Regions from separate parts of the Homo sapiens genome. Here region 1 is linked to region 2. Evidence: read pairs that join two places in POLR2A ChIA-PET (ENCODE). Cell type or tissue: Panc1. All regions are shown on one strand. Links, peaks and the distances in the headings refer to the core of each region. The heading gives the core; the rest is flanking DNA.

Evidence for each region. Peaks named below come from ENCODE experiments on the same cell type or tissue, not always from the same donor. Only the 100,000 strongest peaks of a DNase experiment are listed, where the experiment ranks them.
Region 1: POLR2A ChIA-PET joins it to region 2 with 7 read pairs; 4 of 35 experiments call an interaction of 5 or more read pairs at or near these places.

What each region holds. Positions count from the first base shown.
Region 1 is chr18:57,688,926-57,697,393 of GRCh38, reverse strand. It overlaps ATP8B1 (ATPase phospholipid transporting 8B1), which reads left to right. Exons shown (of 28, transcript NM_001374385.1): 9 at 1,862-1,944; 10 at 2,065-2,223; 11 at 2,724-2,812; 12 at 5,397-5,587. Among named protein-coding and RNA genes, the nearest start is that of ATP8B1-AS1, 63 kb to the right of the region's middle. RefSeq lists an enhancer at 2,508-3,707. In Panc1, for the core only: no CTCF peak of the experiment used is centred there; a DNase peak (open chromatin) is centred at 3,333.
Region 2 is chr18:57,752,882-57,764,041 of GRCh38, reverse strand. The region is part of intron 1 of ATP8B1 (ATPase phospholipid transporting 8B1); the gene reads left to right. It also overlaps the pseudogene RNU6-742P and the pseudogene MRPS17P7. Among named protein-coding and RNA genes, the nearest start is that of ATP8B1, 45 kb to the left of the region's middle. In Panc1, for the core only: no CTCF peak of the experiment used is centred there; no DNase peak of the experiment used is centred there.

The DNA of each region.
Region 1 (8,468 bases), core at 478-5,477, 65 kb after region 2:
TGTCTGAGCCCTTTATCAACTGCTGAGCAGCGTCCAGACAGATATGAATAATATCGAGGTTATTATCTGTGTCAGAGAAAGGAACAGATTTTTAAAGTCTTTACCAATAGGCAATTTATTTATTTATTTTTGAGACAGAGTCTCACTCTGTCGCCCAGGCTGGAGTGTAGTGGTGCTATCTCAGCTCACTGCAACCTCCACACCCCCTGGGTTCAAACAATTCTCCTGCCTCAGCCTCTTGAGTAACTGAGATTACAGGCTCCAGCCCCCACACCCAGCTAATTTTTGCATTTTTAGTAGAGATGGGGTTTCACCATGTTAGCCAGGCTGGTCTCGAACTCCTGATCTCAAGTGATCTGCCCACCTTGGCCTGCCAAATTGCTGGGATTACAGGGGTGAGCCACAGCAGCTGGCCCCAGGAGGCAATTTTGAATTCTCCTTGTGTTGGTTTTGGTTACTATGCTATCATTTAAAAGAGAATGAAGTTCTGTTTTTGACCAGTTTTCTGACCAGTTTTCAAGGCATTTATTGAGTGCTCACGAGGTTGCCGGCACTTTACATATTAGCTCATTTAATCCTCTAAACGACCATGTGAGACGAATATTATTCGTCTGTATTACCCATGAGGAATCGGAGGCCCAGGGAGGTGCAGCAGCCCGCCCAAGGTCACACAGTAAGTGGTAGAGTCGGGACATTGCTCCCTCTGCTCCTCGCGCCTCACGCTCCAGATGTGCATACACTGCTTTACAGAGAGCGGAAATCATGAGACTGAAAACTAGGGCTGTCATTGCTTCATAGATCAGGCAATTGACTGTTGGAAATCTATCACACTTTTTTTTTTTTTTTGGCGGAAAAAAATACTTAAAGCCAATTAACCACTTCTTAATTGTACAGGCTAATTGGTTAAAAACCAATTAACCACTTCTTAATTGTAAAGGCTTAACTGACAAAGACACTGCATTCTCTTTAAGGCCCCGAGGCTATACCCAAATTGGATTATGGGCAGTTGCCTGATAGAGCTTTCTGTTGTCAGGTTGGTCTCAAACTCCTGACCTCAAGTGATCTGCCTGCCTCTGCCTCCCAAAGTGCTGCCATTACATGCGTGAGCCGCGGCGCCCGACTGTTTATTCTCAACTATAAAACTGCTATTATTTCCATGAGAGATTCTAAAGCTTTACAAAGACATAAGATCCTAACATGCCCTGCCAGAACAGAATGGTGAGGTTGAGAATGAACTTCCCTAGGGAAAATTCCTGAGTATTCGTGAATCCTATATAAAGCCTTCAGTCGTGAGACGGCAGCCTCACCCTTGAGAGCACCTGCCCCGGCCTGCCCTTGTGCCCACCCACGACCTTACCTTGCACTATGGTGGGGCAGTTGGGAGTAAAGCTAAGACTTCCTTTTCCAAATAAAATTGTCTTTCAAAAACATGTGATCCAGTTATTCACTCTGGAAAAGAATTTGACAGAGGCGAAACAGAATTTCTGTAACAAATATGTGTTATAGAATCATTTTAATGTGATTAAATATTAGACACTACATTTTCAAACAGCACTTTGGTAGTCCTAGCTGATGGTAAAGTTAAAGTTAATGAGAAGGATGTTTGTGGGTACCTCTGTCCTAACCTTCACAACAACAAACAGTGAAGGGAACCAACATTTCCCAAGGTCAGAAATTTTCTCGACTTCAGGGGATAACCTTTTCCAAACCTGAAGTTCCAAGGTGAACAGAGTTTGAAAATAGAAACAGCTAATTATTTAGGCTTCATGTCCAGGTATGGCTAATGTAACTTTGGATGATTAACTTCCACTTTGAACTCAAAAATTTGTTCATTTAATTCATTTTTTCCCCATTCCTTTAGAGAAACCAATTTAAAATTTAAGATGTCACTTGAAATCACAGACCAGTACCTCCAAAGAGAAGATACATTGGCTACATTTGATGGTTTGTACCAAACATGTCTTACTTTGCTTTAAATTTTAGTTGCTTGGTTCAATTCCTATTGATTAAAACCAGAAAGACTTTTGTATGTGATTAATTATGTGAATCTTATATTTTTAAAAGGTTTTATTGAATGTGAAGAACCCAATAACAGACTAGATAAGTTTACAGGAACACTATTTTGGAGAAACACAAGTTTTCCTTTGGATGCTGATAAAATTTTGTTACGTGGCTGTGTAATTAGGAACACCGATTTCTGCCACGGCTTAGTCATTTTTGCAGGTACGTTCAGAGTTTCTTGGGAAATTAATCAGCTATGATCTTTAAAGACTTAGAGGGGATTGCTTTTCTGTCCTTTGTCCATCAAAACCAAAAGAAGAGTAATAGCATCATGAGCTTTTTTTTTTTTTTTTTTTTTTTTTTGAGACAGAGTCTCACTCTGTAGCCCAGGCTGGAGTGCAGTGGCATAATCTCAGCTCACTGCAACCTCTGTCTCCTGGGTTCAAGTGATTCTCCTGTCTCAGGCTCCAGAGTAGTTGGGATTATAGGCATGTGCCACCATGCCCAGATAATTTTTGTATTTTTAGTAGAGACAGGGTTTTGCCATGTTGGCCAGGCTGGCCTCGAACCCCTGACCTCAGGTGATCCGCCCAACTCAGCCTCCAAAACTGCTGGGATTACAGGCGTAAGCCACCATGCCTGGCCAAGAAGAGTAATTTTATTGGTGAGCTAGTGAATTGATTTTTCCCAACTGATGACTACATTGAATTTTCCATTTTCAGGTGCTGACACTAAAATAATGAAGAATAGTGGGAAAACCAGATTTAAAAGAACTAAAATTGATTACTTGATGAACTACATGGTTTACACGGTATTTATTTTTCATCTCAGTAGATCTCTCATCTAGATTGCTGTCTTTTGCACTAATATTATCGTATGTTTTTCTAATACAAAATCTTACCTCTTTAGGTGGAATAGAAAAATTATTGGGCACTCCAAGCTTCAAATGCAGGAAGAAGGGATTTTTTTTTCCAGAAATGCCTTACTTTTTCTCAGAAATGCCACACTTTTAACAGGAGAATTCCCTTGGGAAGGGAAATTTCGGTTGTAGGGTGCCCTGAGTGCTTTGATGACGGGAACTGGAAAACCAGGAAGCCCTAGATAAATTAGTGAAGCTGGACTCCTGAAGTCAATGTAGGGTTGATTTCATTGCTGTTACTTTCCCATAGAGGCAGTTCTCTTAGAAGCAAGCCTCCCCCAGCACCCCCAACATATACTGTATAGCTCCAAATACAAGGCAAGGCTAAAAATAAAGTATGTCGAGGACACTCAAGACCACTCCCAGGTTTGATGATTCACTGGAAGGACTCATAGGCCTCAGCACATAGTCGTATTCACAGCTGTGAGTCATTACAACAAAAGGACACAGAGCAAGATCACCAAAGACTCATGGAGCAAAGTGCAAAGGAAACCAGGCACAAGCTTCCAAAAGTCGGCCGTCCTGCCCCCACTCCCCACCAAACCACACACACAATAGGCACTTAATTCTCCCAGCAGCAATTAATGACACCACATGTGAAATGTTGTCTATACCAGGGAAGCTCATGAGAGACTCAGTGTCAAAGGTTTTTAACAAAAAAACTCTAGACTCCCCAAAAGAATGCAGATGGTCAGCATAAACCATGCTGTTTGCACAGTTAGGCATCATGAGTTTTTTTATTATTATTATTATTTGTTTTTTTTTGAGATTGAGTTTCACTCTTGTTGCCCAGGCTGGAGTACAATGGCATGATCTTGGCTCACTGCAATCTCCGTCTCCCAGGTTCAAGTGATTCTCCTGCCTCAGCCTCCCAAGTAGCTGGGATTACAGGCACCTGCCACCACACCTGGCTAATTTTTGTATTTTTAGTAGAGACGGGGTTTCACCATGTTGGCCAGGCTGGTCTCGAACCCCTGACCTCAAGTGATCTGCCTGCCTCGGCCTCCCAAAGTGCTTGGATTACAAGCATGAGCCACTGCACCCGGCCCATGAGCTATTCTTATCAGAGAATAAAAAATAACTGGGAAATCCTCCAAACATCTAAGTTACCAGATACCAGCCCAGGGCGAACCTTGCAAGCCGGCCTTCGGAGGAAGCAGTCTCAGACCTGCTATGTTTGCTCTTTTCTGCCCACGTGGTGACCCCAAATATTAAGCACTCCTTCTATTTCCCAATGAAAAATTTTTTCAAGTATTTAATTCAATTTGAATGCATACTTCTAAAACTTATTCTTTGATTGCATATACATGTTTAAAATCACATAAAAATAATAATTTAAGAAACATTTTCCCCTGCTTTCTCATTTCATGAAAATTGTATTTGAACTTTTCACATTCATCTTTGGTGTCATGGTTGTGGTTATCCACTCTCAAAGAGCCTGTTTGGCACTCTGCTCTTTCCACGACAAAGTTGTGAGATATAGCACTTTTGGACTCCATGTCCAGAAATTTAAATTTGTCTCTGGAAATTTTATTCCCACTTGCGAATCTCCAAGTACCACTAGGATGGTTGACTTTTTATTCCTTCCATAAATATATGCTCATAACTTCTACAACATAATACTTATCATATTGCTTCTTAAGTGATCTTATTTTACAATGTCATGCAATACTTATGACATTACACCTTAAGGAATAATCGCCCAAATATAGGTGAAATTTTCTTGCCCTGAAAAAAAAATTCTGGCTGGGTGAGGGCCACCTGTAATCCCAGCAGTTTGGGAGACTGAGGCATGCAGATCACTTGAGGACAAGAGTTCGAGACCAGCCTGGCCAACATGGTGAAACTCGTCTCTACTAAAAAGACAAAAATTAGCCGGCCTTGGTGGCGCGTGCCTGTAATCCCAGCTACTCAGGAGGCTGAAGCATAAGAATTGTTTGAACCAGGGAGGTGGAGGTTGTAGTGAGCCACAATGGCACCACTGCACTCCAGCCTGGGTGATACAGTGAGACGCTGTCTAAAAAAAAAAAAAAAAAAAAAAAAAAAAATCTGTTGAATATCTTCTATAAGCATTCCAGTTTTCCAGTTCAGCCTTGTTGGAAGTTGTTTCATGCTAAGTAAGATATCTTCCCCAAACAGTATGTTATTGTTCAAAGTAAACGTAATTGAGAGAATGCCCTGTAATATAAGATTCTTCAAGGATTTGAATATAAGACACCACCTTCTCTTTGGAGAGATAATTTTGGGAACAAAACCTTACCTTCTATGGGAGATGTAGGATACATCAGTCAATTGCAGCAATCAAATAGACTTTCAAAGCGTTATGATAGTGCTGTTTTTATTTGACATATATTATTTTTCAGACTACTAAATTCTCAATCATATGAAGTATTGAGTAAGGTTAATTAGCATCTAGGAAATGCAAGAGGTTGGAAATCCATCTTCAGAATGCATTTAAATGTTTTCTGTCTTCTAGATCTTTGTTGTTCTTATTCTGCTTTCTGCTGGTCTTGCCATCGGCCATGCTTATTGGGAAGCACAGGTGGGCAATTCCTCTTGGTACCTCTATGATGGAGAAGACGATACACCCTCCTACCGTGGATTCCTCATTTTCTGGGGCTATATCATTGTTCTCAACACCATGGTACCCATCTCTCTCTATGTCAGGTAAGGCTGTCCTCTCTGGCATTTTGCTTTAATGGAAGAATGTTGTACCTTCTCCCAACATAGTGCCTTCATTTCTAGTGATCACTGTTTCAAAGGTCACAAAGAACAGGTAAGAAAATCACGTTCATTTCAGAATTGAGGGTAAGAGAGGAAAAGGAAATTAACATTTGAGTATCCACTCTGTGCCAGGCACCTTTTATCTCATCCTGTTTGCAGATAAGGGTAGGGAATTTCAAAGATCGATTGCTACTCCTGTAGTCATTGTCTTATTAGTAAGGTTCCCTTCTCACCGGGTTCCAAAGCCCAGACTTCAGAAAGGGACTGGGAGGAGGGGAAGATTTAGCAGGTGATGGAAAAACTTAGTTTTCCCTTTTGGAAGTGGTCCTCACCTCTTATCTGAGCCTTTATTATCATCTGCCACACCCAAGGTGGAGAACTTGTGCTTTCCGGCCACTACCTCCTAGTAGGAAAGAAACTCCCTGTCCTTCATCAACCTCTCAAAATGTTCTCTTTTTCATCTCAAATCTCAACCACAACAACAAAGTCAGGGGCATATCTCCGATAAGTGGTAAGCAGCTGATTTGGTGATACTTCTTCATTTTTTACTTTTACTTTTTTTTTTTTTTTTTTTGAGATGGAGTTTCACTCTTGTTGCCCAGGCAGGAATGCAATGGCATGATCTAGGCTCACTGCAACCTCTGCCTCCTGGATCCAAGCAGTTCTCCTGCCTCAGCCTCCTGAGTAGCTGGGATCACGGGTGCCCATCACCATGTCTGGCTACTTTTTTGTATTTTTAGTAGAGACAGGTTTCACCAAGTTGGCCAGGCTGGTCTTCAACTCCTGACCTCAGGTGATCTGCCCACCTCACCTCCCAAAGTGCTGGGATTACAGGCATGAGCCACCACACCCGGCCTTTTTCTCTTTTTAATATGAAAGTTCACTGCCCTTGGCCAAACTGACTTTGAGACCTTTTTGGGAGGGATAGTGCTTTGGAATAAACCCAGCAGCCAGAGTTCATTCTTAGTTCTGATAAAGAATAGCCCAGAGACATAGGAATCACATACACACCTATAATTAGAGGCATTTATTTTATTTTAGTGTCATTATATGTGCATTTGCTTTATTTTTAATTTGATTACATGTAGTTACTGTTGTTCTTTTAACATGAAGGAAAGCCCTGGGGCAGCCATCTGTTCCACAGCTACTTTGAGAAAAACCGAGTTGAGTGTTACCTTTGTCAAGGGAACTATTACATAGATAATTTTGCCTAAAACCATCAATGTGTATTATAAAAGAAACTGTATACATAATTTTATATAAAGGTATGTCATGTGACAAATACGATTTCTTTTTTCTTGGAGATAAAGGTCCTTTGAAAACATGCTGGAGCAAGTTCTTCCAGATAGTATCTCTGCTTTGACTTCAAACCTCATTCAGAATAAACCCAACCCCAGGGCCCCAAGTGTGATCTGGTGCTCAGCCTTCCACTCCGCCCGTACCTTCTGCACCTCAGCCCACCTCCCTGGGCTTCTGCCACTCTGGCCCCTTGATATTCTTCCTGCACAGGGCCTTTGTCCCTGCTCTTTTCTCTGCCAGGGGCATTCCTTACATAGGTATCTATCTGCTCCCCTTTCACTACAAAGGCCTTTACTCAGACAACACCTTATTACCCTGACCTTTCCTGACTCATTCTGTTTCTGACCACTTCTCCTTCCTGGAGATCTTCATATCTCCTTACCTTGCTTTGCTTTGATTTTTGTTTGTTTGTTTGTTGTTTGTTTGTTTTGTTTTGAGACAGAGTCTTGCTCTGTTTCCCAGGCTGGAGTGCAGTCGCGCGATCTCAGCTCACTGCAACCTCCACCTGCTGGGTTCAAGTGAGTCCCCTGCCTCAGCCTCCTTAGTGGCTGGAATTACAAGTACATGCCACTATGCCTGGCTAATTTTTGTATTTTTAGTAGAGACGGGGTTTCACCATGTTGGTCAGGCTGGTCTTGAACTCCTGACCTCATGATCCGCCCACCTCGGCCTCCCAAAGTGTTGGAATTACAGGCGTGAGCCACCACACCTGGCCCCCTGCTTTGATTTTCTGCAGAGAACTTTCACCTCTGATAGAGCCTCTCTTTATTAATTTATTTGTCTGTCTCTACTAGAAAGTAACCTCCTTAAGAGAAAGGACTTTGTTTTGTTTACAGACATGTCCCCTGCACCTAGAATGGTATCTGGTACATAGTAGGCACTTAGGAAATACTTACGGAAGGGAGAGAAGTGGGGAGAGCATCATTTTTCCATCTGTTTAACTTGTTAAGGACTTCCTTGGCCCACCTAACAATTGCTGGCTATGTAAACAGCTTCCTTATAACTGAGATAGGTAATGTCCCTTATAGTTTTAAAATTCAGATGATCCTTTTATAATATCTTATTTTGGATATTCTATAACCTTATCATAATTTAGGGATCATGATTTGGGGTATTTGCCAAAAGCCTTTTGCCCTGTTTGAGAGCACAGTGGAGTCTGTACCCTAGGGTACTCTCACTCCCTCTGCCCTACCACTTAGGGCAAAGGTGAACATGGCCATTCCAGTGCCCCTGGGTGCTATGGGGAATGGGGGAAGAGTCAAGCTTGCTGTGTCCACTGCTCTGTCTGCAGTGTTGCTGTGTCTTCCATTCTGCTGGGCTGTGTATTCTGAACATGGGTGCCTTGGCTAAATGTGCCCAGGAGTGAGTGGGAAATCTCACTGAGCAATTTTGAGTGGAAATTACTTGTCTAAAATCAGCTTGACCCTGAAGCCTGAGAATGATGCATGTGGTTAGGAGAAACCAGAGGCTGAGTGCATGGGCTTGTCTCCTTGTAGAGGGCTTAGTTTGGGCTGATATAACAAAA
Region 2 (11,160 bases), core at 2,468-7,467:
TTTGTTCACGATGGCCTTCGGCAGTGCACAGCTGGGGATATCGTGCTTCTCAGAGCTTTACCTGTCCCATGAACGAAGCATGTGAAACATGAACAGGCCAAGATCATTTTCAAAGTTGGAAAAGTCATAGATCCAGTGACAGGAAAGCCCCGTGCAGGAACTACCTACCTGGAGAGTCTGTTGAGTTTAGAAACTACCCAGCTAAGCAAAAATCTGGAAGAACTCAGTATCTCTTCGGCACACTGAAGGAGGAGTGGAAGGAGCTAAAGGGAAAGATTGACATGTTTATGTTATGCAAAAATAAATTTTTCAAAGCTTCATCCCCCCGCCCCCCAAAAAAAAGAACAGTGAAGAATTGTGTCAGAGGAAGAGAAAGTTTTCCAAACTTTCTTCAATTTACTTACTTGGTCAATTAAAACCCAGACATTGAGTACTTATTGTGTGATAAGTTGCTATGTTAAAAGAAATGACATCAATAGAATTGATTCTAGTAGGTTCTGTTTAGTTCTAACAAACTTGAAAATGTTTGTTGGAATTTGAAAAATAAATGCATATGAAAGCTTAAATGTTGAAATGTTACCTCTCGTTTCTGATACAATTTGTGGAAACAGAGCTCTATCTTTAGAGTACAATTTTTTTTTTTTCTTTTGAGATGGGGTTTCGCTCTTCTTGCCCAGGCTGGAGTGCTGTGGCACGATCTCGGCTCACCGCAATCTCCGCCTCCCAGGTTCAAGCGAATCTCCTGCCTTAGCCTCCCTAGTAGCTGGGATTATAGGCACGTGCCACCAAGCCCGGCTGATTTTGTATTTTTAGTAGAGACAGGGCCTCTCCATGTTGGTCAGGCTGGTCTCGAACCTTGACCTCAGGTGATCTGCCCGCTTCGGCTTCCCAAAGTGCTGGGATTACAGGCATGAGCCACCGCGCCCGGCCTAGAGTACAATTTTTTAACAACCATTTCATTCTGACAATCAATCCTAAGAAATGACTTGATAACAGTGCAAAAAACGTGTGTTCAAGGAGTTCATTTTCCCTCACTTAGATTCTCATTCTTTGAACTCCTGACTTTCTTAGAACTCCAAGTGCCAGTTATCTTTGGATCAAGAGAAGTAATCTCTATCAACATCTGGTTGCTATGTCTCAGATTTTTAAAAGATTGTTCAAGGCTGTAAAGACACAGCCTTGAATTACTACGTTTGGGAAGCACATTGCTTCATCAGGAGATAATGGGTTTGGTAGTTTAAGTAACAGAGAGTATTGCTGTAGGAAAGATATTCCAAGTGTTAAAAAGGAACAATGAAAAAGCAAAAAAGTAAGTAGGTTCATGTTTATGGTGCTGGGCACATGCACCACTGTTCACTGTAAATATCTTCGATTTGTCATCACTTGAGGATCACGGGATATAAGCAGCCTATTGCTCTCCTCTTCTGCCTTTACTGTGTGTTCCACTCTTGAGAGTAAGACTTAATGCAAGAGGGCATTCTTTCAACTAGGTACCATGTGTGTCACTATACATTTGCCAAACCCCACACAACAAAGAGTGAACCCTAGTGAACTGTGGACTTCATGTAAACTAGGGACTTTAGTTACAATATGTCATTACTGGGGCCGGGCACATTGGCTCACACCTGTAATCTCAGCACTTCGGGGGGCTGACGCGGGCAGATCACTTGAGGTCAGGAGTTCAAGACCAGCCTGGCCAACATGGTGAAACCCTGTCTCTACTGAAAATACAAAAATTAGCCAGGCGTGTTGGCGGGCACCTGTAGTCCCAGTTACTCAGGAGGCTGAGGCAGGAGAATCGCTTGAACCTGGGAAATGGGGGTTGCAGTGAGCCGAGATCACATTACTGCACTACAGCCTGGGTAACAGAGTGAGACCCTGTCTCAAAAGAAAAAAAAAATATATATATATATATGTGTGTGTGTGTGTATCTCATTATTGGCTCATCAGTTGTAACAAATGTGCCACTCTAATGCAAGATGTGAACAGCGTACACTAAGGCACGGGGCTGAAAGGATATGTGGGGATTGCCACTCCATTTTTCCGTAAACCTAAAACTATTCAGTAATAATCCTTTTTTTTTTTTTTTTTTTTTTTAACAGTCTTGCTCTGTCACCAGGCTGGAGTGCAGTGGCGCAATCTCGGCTCACTGCAACCTCCACCTCCCAGGTTCAAGTGATTTTCCTGCCTCAGCCTCCCGAGCAGCTTGGACTACAGGTGTGTACCACCATGCCCAGCTAATTTTTGTATTTTTAGAGATGGGGTTTCACCATGTTGGCCAGAAAGGTCTCAATCTTTTGACCTTGTGATCCGCCCGCCTCAGCCTCCCAAAGTGCTGGGATTACAGACGTGAGCCACTGTACCTGGCCTAGTCCATTAAAAAAAAAAATAGGAAAAGAAAAAAACCTATAGAATTAGGAGATTTAGTGCCAGAAAGGACCTCAGCCATCTTCTGGAGAAATGCAGGGACAGACTTTACCTGTTCCCCATTCCAGGTTCAGTAGATTGGGTTCAGGTTCAACAAACTATTGCTGTTAAAAGCACACTGTGGGATTCTGATGTGTGGCCACATCTTAGAATCATTGATCTGGTCAAGAACCCTCACTGACAGATGATAACCTGAGCCCAGGTGAGGATGTGACTTGCTAAGGCCGTACTGCTCGTGGTGCCATGCTAGAGTAGAGAATAGTTCTCTCCCACTCTTTGTCTTATCTCAAGAATCTTCAGAGAGGCCACTGCATTTGAATCTAAAACTTTCTTAAGATAAATATCACAGTTGCCCTGATAGCAACAACAACACAGTCTGGGTGCAATGGCTCACGCCTATAATCCCAGCACTTTGGGAGGCCAAGGTGGAAGGATTGCTTGAGGCTATGAGTTCAGGGCTTCTTTATTTTATTTTATTTTATTTTATTTTATTTTATTTTATATTTTATTTTATTTTTTATTTTATTTTATTTTATTTATTTTATTTTATGTTATTTTATGTTATTTTATTTTATTTATTTTATTTTATGTTATTTTATGTTATTTTATTTTATTTTATTTTATTTGAGACAGAGTCTCGCTCTGTTGCCCAGGCTGGAGGGCGGTGGTGCGATCTCGGCTCACTGCAACCTCTGCCTCCTGGGTTCAAGCGATTCTCCTGCCTCAGCCTCTGGAGTAGCTGGGACTACAGGTGCGCGCCATCATGCCTGGCTAATTTTTGTATTTTTAGTAGAGACGGGGTTTCACCATGGTAGTCAGGCTGGTCTCCAGCTCCTGACCTCATGATCCACCCACCTCGGCCTCCCAAGGTGCTGGGATTATGGGCGTGAGCCACTGCGCCCGGCCAACTCCATCTTAAATAAAAAAATAAAAAGTATCTTCCTTATTACCTTGGTGAACAAAGAGGAGGATATAGTATAGCCACATTTCCTTGTCAGAAGCTTCATGAAGATGAGAAGAGGTTGCAGGAGATTCGGGTTAAGTGCCAGAATGTGCATTACTTTTGGGCTGGATCTTGTGGAAGCCACTAGCTGCTCTTTCCCTTAAAACAAACCATGTTCAGTTTGGGGAAGGTGGAAGAGCAAAGACGAAGGTGGAGATAGGCTGGCCACAGAGGGGGTTCCTCAGGCATCTCTGGGGCTGCAGGCTCTGTTCCCAGCTGGAGGGGTCTTAGGGACAGGCCCTTTCCCTCTGCTGGTTCTAGGACATGTAGAAGCAGAAGCTACTCAAGTATCTCATCCACCCAGGCATTATCCCAGAGTGATTGTGTTGATGAAATGTTCATCCCAAGACTTTGTTAATCATGATATTATTGTACTGAATTCATCTTTGGCTTCCTTCCACTTACATTTCTACCGGGAATTAAAATCACTATGTGGGAGGATAATTTTTAGTCATTTTTTCCCCCCGATCTTTGTATATTGGAGAGATTGGGAGAGATTGGCCAATTTGGAATATCCAGGTACTGCAGCACCAACCTCCTTCTTGCTGGTATGTAGAGGGTTTGGAGTGATAGCTTCTTTCTAGTGCCTTTGAATTTGGGTGCTAGTGACAAAGTGAGTGGACCTCCTAGCAGCTCTCCTACATGATGGGAATGGTAGGAGGGTGGTAGCAATTGCCAGTCAGAGACAATTAAGCTGCAGTTGGTTTGCACAGGGCAGGACTAGGAGTTTCCCAACAGCGATGGTGGCCTATTCTGAGTCATCCAAATACCTTTTTTTTTTTTTTTCTTTCCCGAGACGGAGTCTCGCTCTGTCTCCCAGGCTGGAGTGCAGTGGCGCAATTTTTGCTCACCGAAAGCTCCGCCTCCCGGGTTCATGCCGTTCTCCTGCCTCAGCCTCCCGAGTAGAGTAGCTGGGACTACAGGCGCCCGCCACCAAGCCCGGCTAATTCTTTTTTTTTTATTTTTAGTAGAGATGGGGTTTCATTGTGTTAGCCAGGATGATCTCCATCTCCTGACCTCGTGATCCGCCCGCCTCAGCCTCCCGAAGTGCTGGGATTACAGGCGTGAGCCACCGTGCCCGGCCCTTCCTGGTTTCTTTGATGACCACTTGCCATGAGTTACCAGATTATCTGTTAGGGATTAAAGGTTCACAAGGTGATTTTTTAAAAATTCTCAATGAATATTTACTTGGTTGCTGCTATTGGAGCTATCACCTTAGATTGAAATTTTGCTTAGGGAAGGTCCCTGGAGTTGTAAATATCTCGCCTAGAGGTTGATAAATTCACTGCAGTAATATGCTACCCTTAGGTTAAAGTTGAGTCTTTAAAGGAAAGCTAGACTTTAAGGACCTAGGGTGGTAGATGAGGACTTCTGTCTTGGAAAACAGAGAAAGAAAGGGAAGCAAGCCATCGTGGGATCTATGGATTTCTTTTTTTTTTTTTTTTTTTTTTTTTTTGAGATGGAATCTCGTTCTGTCGCCCAGGCTGGAGTGCAGTGGCACAATCTCAGCTCATTGCAACCTCCACCTCCCGGGTTCAAGCGATTCTCCTGCCTCAGCCTCCCAAGTAGCTGGGACTACAGGGGCGTGCCACCACGCCCGGATAATTTTTGTATTTTTAGTAGAGATGGGGTTTCACCATGTTGGCCAGGATAGTCTTGATCTCTTGACCTTGTGATCCTCCCGCCTCAACCTCCCAAAGTGCTGGGATTACAGGCGTGAGCTACCATGCCCGGCCTATGGATTTCTTTTAAGTTTTCCAGGAAAATGATTTATACATAGACATAAGACATAAATATTTCTCTACTTGCAAACAGTTGCCTGAGAAGTGACTTCTAGTGATTATAGGAGATATTGCTAAGTGAAAAAAGCTAAGTGCAAAAGAACATATATTTTCTACTTTTGTAAAAGAAAAAAGGAAACATAAGGAAAAATACAACTATCTTTTTTTTTTTTTTTTTTTTTGAGACAGAGTTTTGCTCTTGTTGCCCAGGCTGGAGTGCAATAGCACGATCTTGGCTCACCACAACCTCTGCCTCCCGAGTTCAAGCAATTCTCCTGCCTCAGCCTCCCAAGTAGCTGGGATTACAGGCATGCACCACTGTGCCTGGCTAATTTTGTATTTTTTTTTTTTTAGTAGAGACGGGGTTTCTCCATGTTGGTCAGGCTGGTCTCGAACTCCTGACCTCAGGTGATCCACCCGCCTCAGCCTCCCAAAGTGCTAGGATTACAGGCGTGAGGCACCGCGCCTGGCCTATCTTCTTATCTTTGTAAAACACACAGGACGGATAAACAGAAAACAGTAAAGTCGATTACCAACAAAGGGTGGGTGGGAACAAGGAGAAGGGGATATGTGAGGAGGGTTACTTGTCTAAGACACCCTTTTGCATAGTTTTGGCTTTGGGGAGCCTGTTAATGTCCTACATATTCAAAAATAAATTTAAATCAAGGATGGGGCCAGACTTGGTGGCTCATGCTTATAATCTCAGCACTTCGGGAGACTGAGGTGGGAGGATCGTTTGAGCTGAGGACCAAATGATCCTCCCGCCTAAGACCAGTCTGAGCTACACGGTGAGACCCCCATCCCTATTTTTTTAAGTTATATTTAAATATAAGTATATATATAATAGGGATAGGGGAAATCCTAAAACTGAGAGCAACATGAAATGAAGAAACCCAGTTGTATTTCAAATGAATTCCATAACCACAGTGAAGAGGGGAGAAAAAGAAATAATCCAGGGAGCTACGAACACAGTATTCTATGAGATATGCTCCATCTTGTCTAAAGTTGGGTGGTGAGGGAAACTCGCAAAGAAATTTTAAACTCTTACGATATACTTTATGTAGTGATACTGGCAAAGCAACTCTGAAACAGTTTTAGATGTATTTTAGCATTGAGCAAATGAGTTATTGTTTTGGAGAGCCAGGGTTCTCACTGAGAAAGAAGGAACATATAGAAAGGAAATGGGAGATGGGGGAAAAGAACATTGTGGGAATCAATTGGAATCAGAAGAATAGGTATGAACTGATTTCTGAAATACATGCATGTATAAGTATTCCCATGTACATGCGTGTGTGCATAAGTGTATATGTATGTGTGTGTGTGTATACATTTTTTACTTAGCTCTATCCATCAAAGGACCAGGACCAAGAAGCAAAGTCACCCCGCTAGTAACAAGCACATCAAGTGCCAAGATCTTGGTCTCTATTATCATTTCCCATTCAAAGGAACCAGGGGTACTGGGAGAAATGGCTGATTACAGGCTGGGGCAGGAGAGGTACAACTTGAGCCTGGAACATCTTGTTATTGTCACAAGGTATGGACATGCTGAAAGAATGATGGGAGCCTGTCACAAGGACACAGTGCTAGCTTGAAAGTGCTTTGATTGGCCAAACCAGGGACCATGTGGACACCAAAATAATTATGGACAGTAAGGAATTATATGCCATTGGAGAAAAAATAGGAATTTACACATCCATATTGATTACTAACTAATAAGTGGAAAGTAGGGAGGCTATGCTTACAGCGGCATGCTCAGGCTCACCAATATGCGTGGAGGGGATGGGTGCTGTGAAATCATCCTTTCATGGCCATTGTAGTAGAGACTGGATCAGGGGAGAATCATCCATGAGTGTCACGTTTAGGAGGAAATTGTGATAAGGAACGGGACATTTGCGATGTCTTAAAAGTGTCTCCCCACAAATTACAAGTTCAAAAAATACATACAGTGGAGAAATCAAACAACACGTTGACCACATGACCAAAGTATAAAATCAAAATGCAATCACCGACAAGGGGCAGAGACCTCACGTGCCTCCAGATGTCACATCTGAAAGGACGCAGCATCACCTATGTGATGTTCCAGCAAGAACAGAGACCTTGAATTAAATCACGAGGAAATGACAGAGAAAGCCCAAAAGTGGGAGGTTCAGTTTTAAAAAGAGAGAGAGAGAGAGAGAAGGAATACCATATTCTTTTAATGTCAGTGTTGTAAATGACAAATACAGGTTGTGGAGGCCGGGCACAGTGGCTCACGCCTGTAATCTCACTTTGGGAGGCCAAGGTGGGCAGATCACCTGAGGTCAGGAGTTCGAGACCAGCCTGGCCAACATGGTAAAACCGTGTCTCTACTAAAAATATAAAAATTAGCTGGGCATGGTGGCAGGCGCCTGTAATCCCAGCTACTTGGGAGGCTGAAGCACAAGAATCGCTTGAACCCGGGAGGCGGAGGTTGCAGTAAGCCAAGACCATGCCACTGCACTCCAGCCTGGGTGACAGAGATAAACTCAGTCTCAAATATATATATATATACATACACACACACATATATATGTTGTGTAAATATTTCATATATATATATGTGTGTGTGTATATATGTGTGTGTGTGTGTGTGTGTGTGTGTATATATATATATATATATGTTGTGGAAATGTTTCAGATTAAAGGACATGGCTACCTAAAGTAACACCTGATTCTAGACTGGATCCTGTGCTAGAGGAAAAATAATACTATAACTGACATCATTGGGTCAATGACGAAATCAGACTATTAGATAACTGTGAATGTTAATGTTAAATTGTCTGAAGTTGATAATTCTACTATGGTTATGTAAGAGAATGTGAGAGACTACCCCTGAAGTATTTAGGGGTAAAGGGGGATAATGAACTATATGTAACTTAAGCTCAAATGGTTCAGCAGTGAGCCTGGTGTCTGGGCGCGTGCAAGCCCTCTTCATCTGTCTGTCCCTGGCAGTGCTGCGCCGTTAATTATGTTATGGCTGGGGATTGGATTGAATTGGAATTGCACTGCTGTGACTCTGTAGAGAACAGGAGAGAATATAGGATTCTCTGTTTTCAAGGCCTGGAAACAATTAGAATATTGATCACCTCTAACCGCTTTTTAAACAGTTAAAAGTTAAAAGCTCCCTTTGGGAGTTTGCCTGTGTAAACTTATGTGAAGCCAGGCAGCTGACCAGAGCCTGGGATTCATGGATAATAACTACATCAGTCAGTAAACACACAAATAATCAAGAATTAACTTGATTAAGCGTCAATGTGAAACTGTCAAATCCGCAGGACATTTTATCAAGGCTTTTAATTTTTTTTTTAATTTTTACAAATGGAATGCTTCATGAATTTGTGTGTCATCCTTGTGCAAAGGCCATGCTAATCTTCTCTATATCATTCCAATTTTAGTATATGTGCTGCCGAAGCAAGCACATGTCCAGGATTTTTTTTTTTTATCTTGGTAGAGAAAAAATTAAGAGATTCAGTGTCTGTTATAATCTTTCCCTTCCCAAATGTTGATGTTATTATATAATGCATGAATTTTGCCATTTATGTAGGATGCTAGCATTAGAACCATTTAATAAGGCAAATCTGATGGGAGTGTAACATGAATATATGAATACTTTCAGCCCCGGGTTCTCCAATGCACAATTACACATTGTTGGTAAACAACCTGAGACTATTTTAGGCTGGCTGGTGTAATGTGTCTCTTATTGGCAAGATATACACTGGATATTGTGGCAGAGGTGTCAGATGTAAAGACAATTTCTATTTCTTAAAAAAACAAACACCATAAACAAAACCACTTTATCATTCTGAAAAATTCCACATTTACTCACTATGCAAAGATACCAACTCTAAGTTGCCTTGTTCATATTATATTCTAAATTCCAGAGTTTGGGGTTTGTGACATCTTTCAGGAGATCTGAAAAAGGCAGTAATGGATACACCCCAGGCTGCTTTGCTCTGAGCAGCTGGTAGAGTAAAATATTTAATATCTCTCTCACTACTAGGGTGACATTTTCCTGTGGCCTGAGACAGTAGGTTACGAGTTAGGTATTTCCCTTGCTATTAATGATTCAACACACGAAAGTAAATTTGAGCCCCGGCGTGGGCTGTAGTAACTTCTCAGCTGTCCCTGAAGTGTCAATTTGGTGATGTGTTTCTTCTCCTAGTATTTAATTATCTCACATAAGAAAAACAACAGCTAATATTTACTGAGCCTTCCTTTGGGTCAAGCCCTATTCCAGAGCTTTCCATATATTGAATCATTTTATCCTCACAGCAGCTGTAAAAGGCAGCTGCTATTGTTTTTACTCATTTTACAGATGATAAACTGAGGAACAGCAATATTACTTCATAATATATATATATATATATTTTTTTGTTAGACAGAGTCTCACTCTGTCACCCAAGCTGGAGTGCAGTGGTGTGATCTTGGCATACTGCAACCTCCGCCTCCCAGGTTCAAGCAATTCTCCTGCCTCAGCCTCCTGAGTAGCTGGGATTACAGGCATGTGCCACCATGCCTGGCTAAGTTTTGTATTTTTAGTAGAGACGGGGTTTTACCACGTTGACCAGACTGGTCTCGAACTCTTGACTTCAAATGATCCACCTGCCTCAGGCTCCCAAAGTGCTAGGATTACAGGCATGAGCCCCTGTGCCAGGCTGAAACTGATTCTTAAAAGAAAAAAATTGTAATGCACAAAAAGAACAAGTAAATGCTAAATATTCCTGTTTAACCAAAGAAGAAATATGCCTCCTCAAGTCCAATGCAAATGGAGTGGCCCTGACTCATAAAACATTATAGTTTTCTATAACATTTTCACTTTATTAAATATTCAGATGTATCTTTTTTTTTTTCTTTTCTTTCTTTCTTTTTTTTTTTTTTTTTGAGACAGAGTCTTGTTCTGTCTGTAGCCCAGGGTGGTATGTAGTGGCATGATCTCAGCTCACTGCAACCTCCGCCTCCCAGGTTCAAGCAATTCTCCTGCCTCAGCCTCCCAAGTAGCTGGGACTACAGAAGTGCACCACCAAGCCCAGCTAATTTTTGTATTTTTAGTAGAGATGGGGTTTCACCATGTTGACCAGGCTGGTCATGAACTCCTGACCTTAGGTGATCTGCCCGCCTCAGCCTCCCAAAGCGCTGGGATTACAGGCGTGAGCCACTGTGCCCGGCCTGTATTTCATTTTTTAAAATAATCTCCTCTTAACTGTCTATGAAAAGATTATTTAATATCTGAGTTTTCAAGATGGAGCCAATGGCTGCATAAAGCATGTGTTCCCTTCAGAGCCTGTGTTGGTGATTAGTACACATGTGCTTTACACAGTGGTGACCTCATGTTAATACATTGGTTTATGTGAAGGAGAGTTTTTGTTGTGTTGTTGTTGCCTTGTTTTAATTTAGAAAGATTTCAAACACATGTAGAAATAGTAAAATGAACCCCCTTGTTCATGGCCAAGGCCAATGTTGTTTTTATCTATAGATCTGTCCACTTCCTCTCTTTCCATATTATTTCCAAGTAAGCTCAGCCAATGCATCTTTTCATTCAACCTGGTTTTGAAATGTGGTTTGTTTCACTTGTTCATACCATGATCAAGGTGGTTTGCTGAGTATACTTTGAGGAAAGCAAAAATCTGTATCCAAGTAGTTATATTACTGGTTCTCTCTTCCCTTGTTGACACAAGAGAGATCTTTTTTTTCTTTAATCGGGGTTTTTTAAGCACTCTACTCTCTTATCTTGAAGTTATTGTCATCTAGAAAATATAGAATGTCTTAAATAATTACAGTTCTGTGGAACCTTACCCTGGGGGCCGGAGACAGTGTGATTGAGGAGAAAGGATGCAGGATTTGGATTCAAATGCTAAGATCTGGTTCTGGTTCCTCTACATCTTGTCATTTCTGAGAACCTGGATACAGCCTTGAACTCTGAGCTTGATTCTA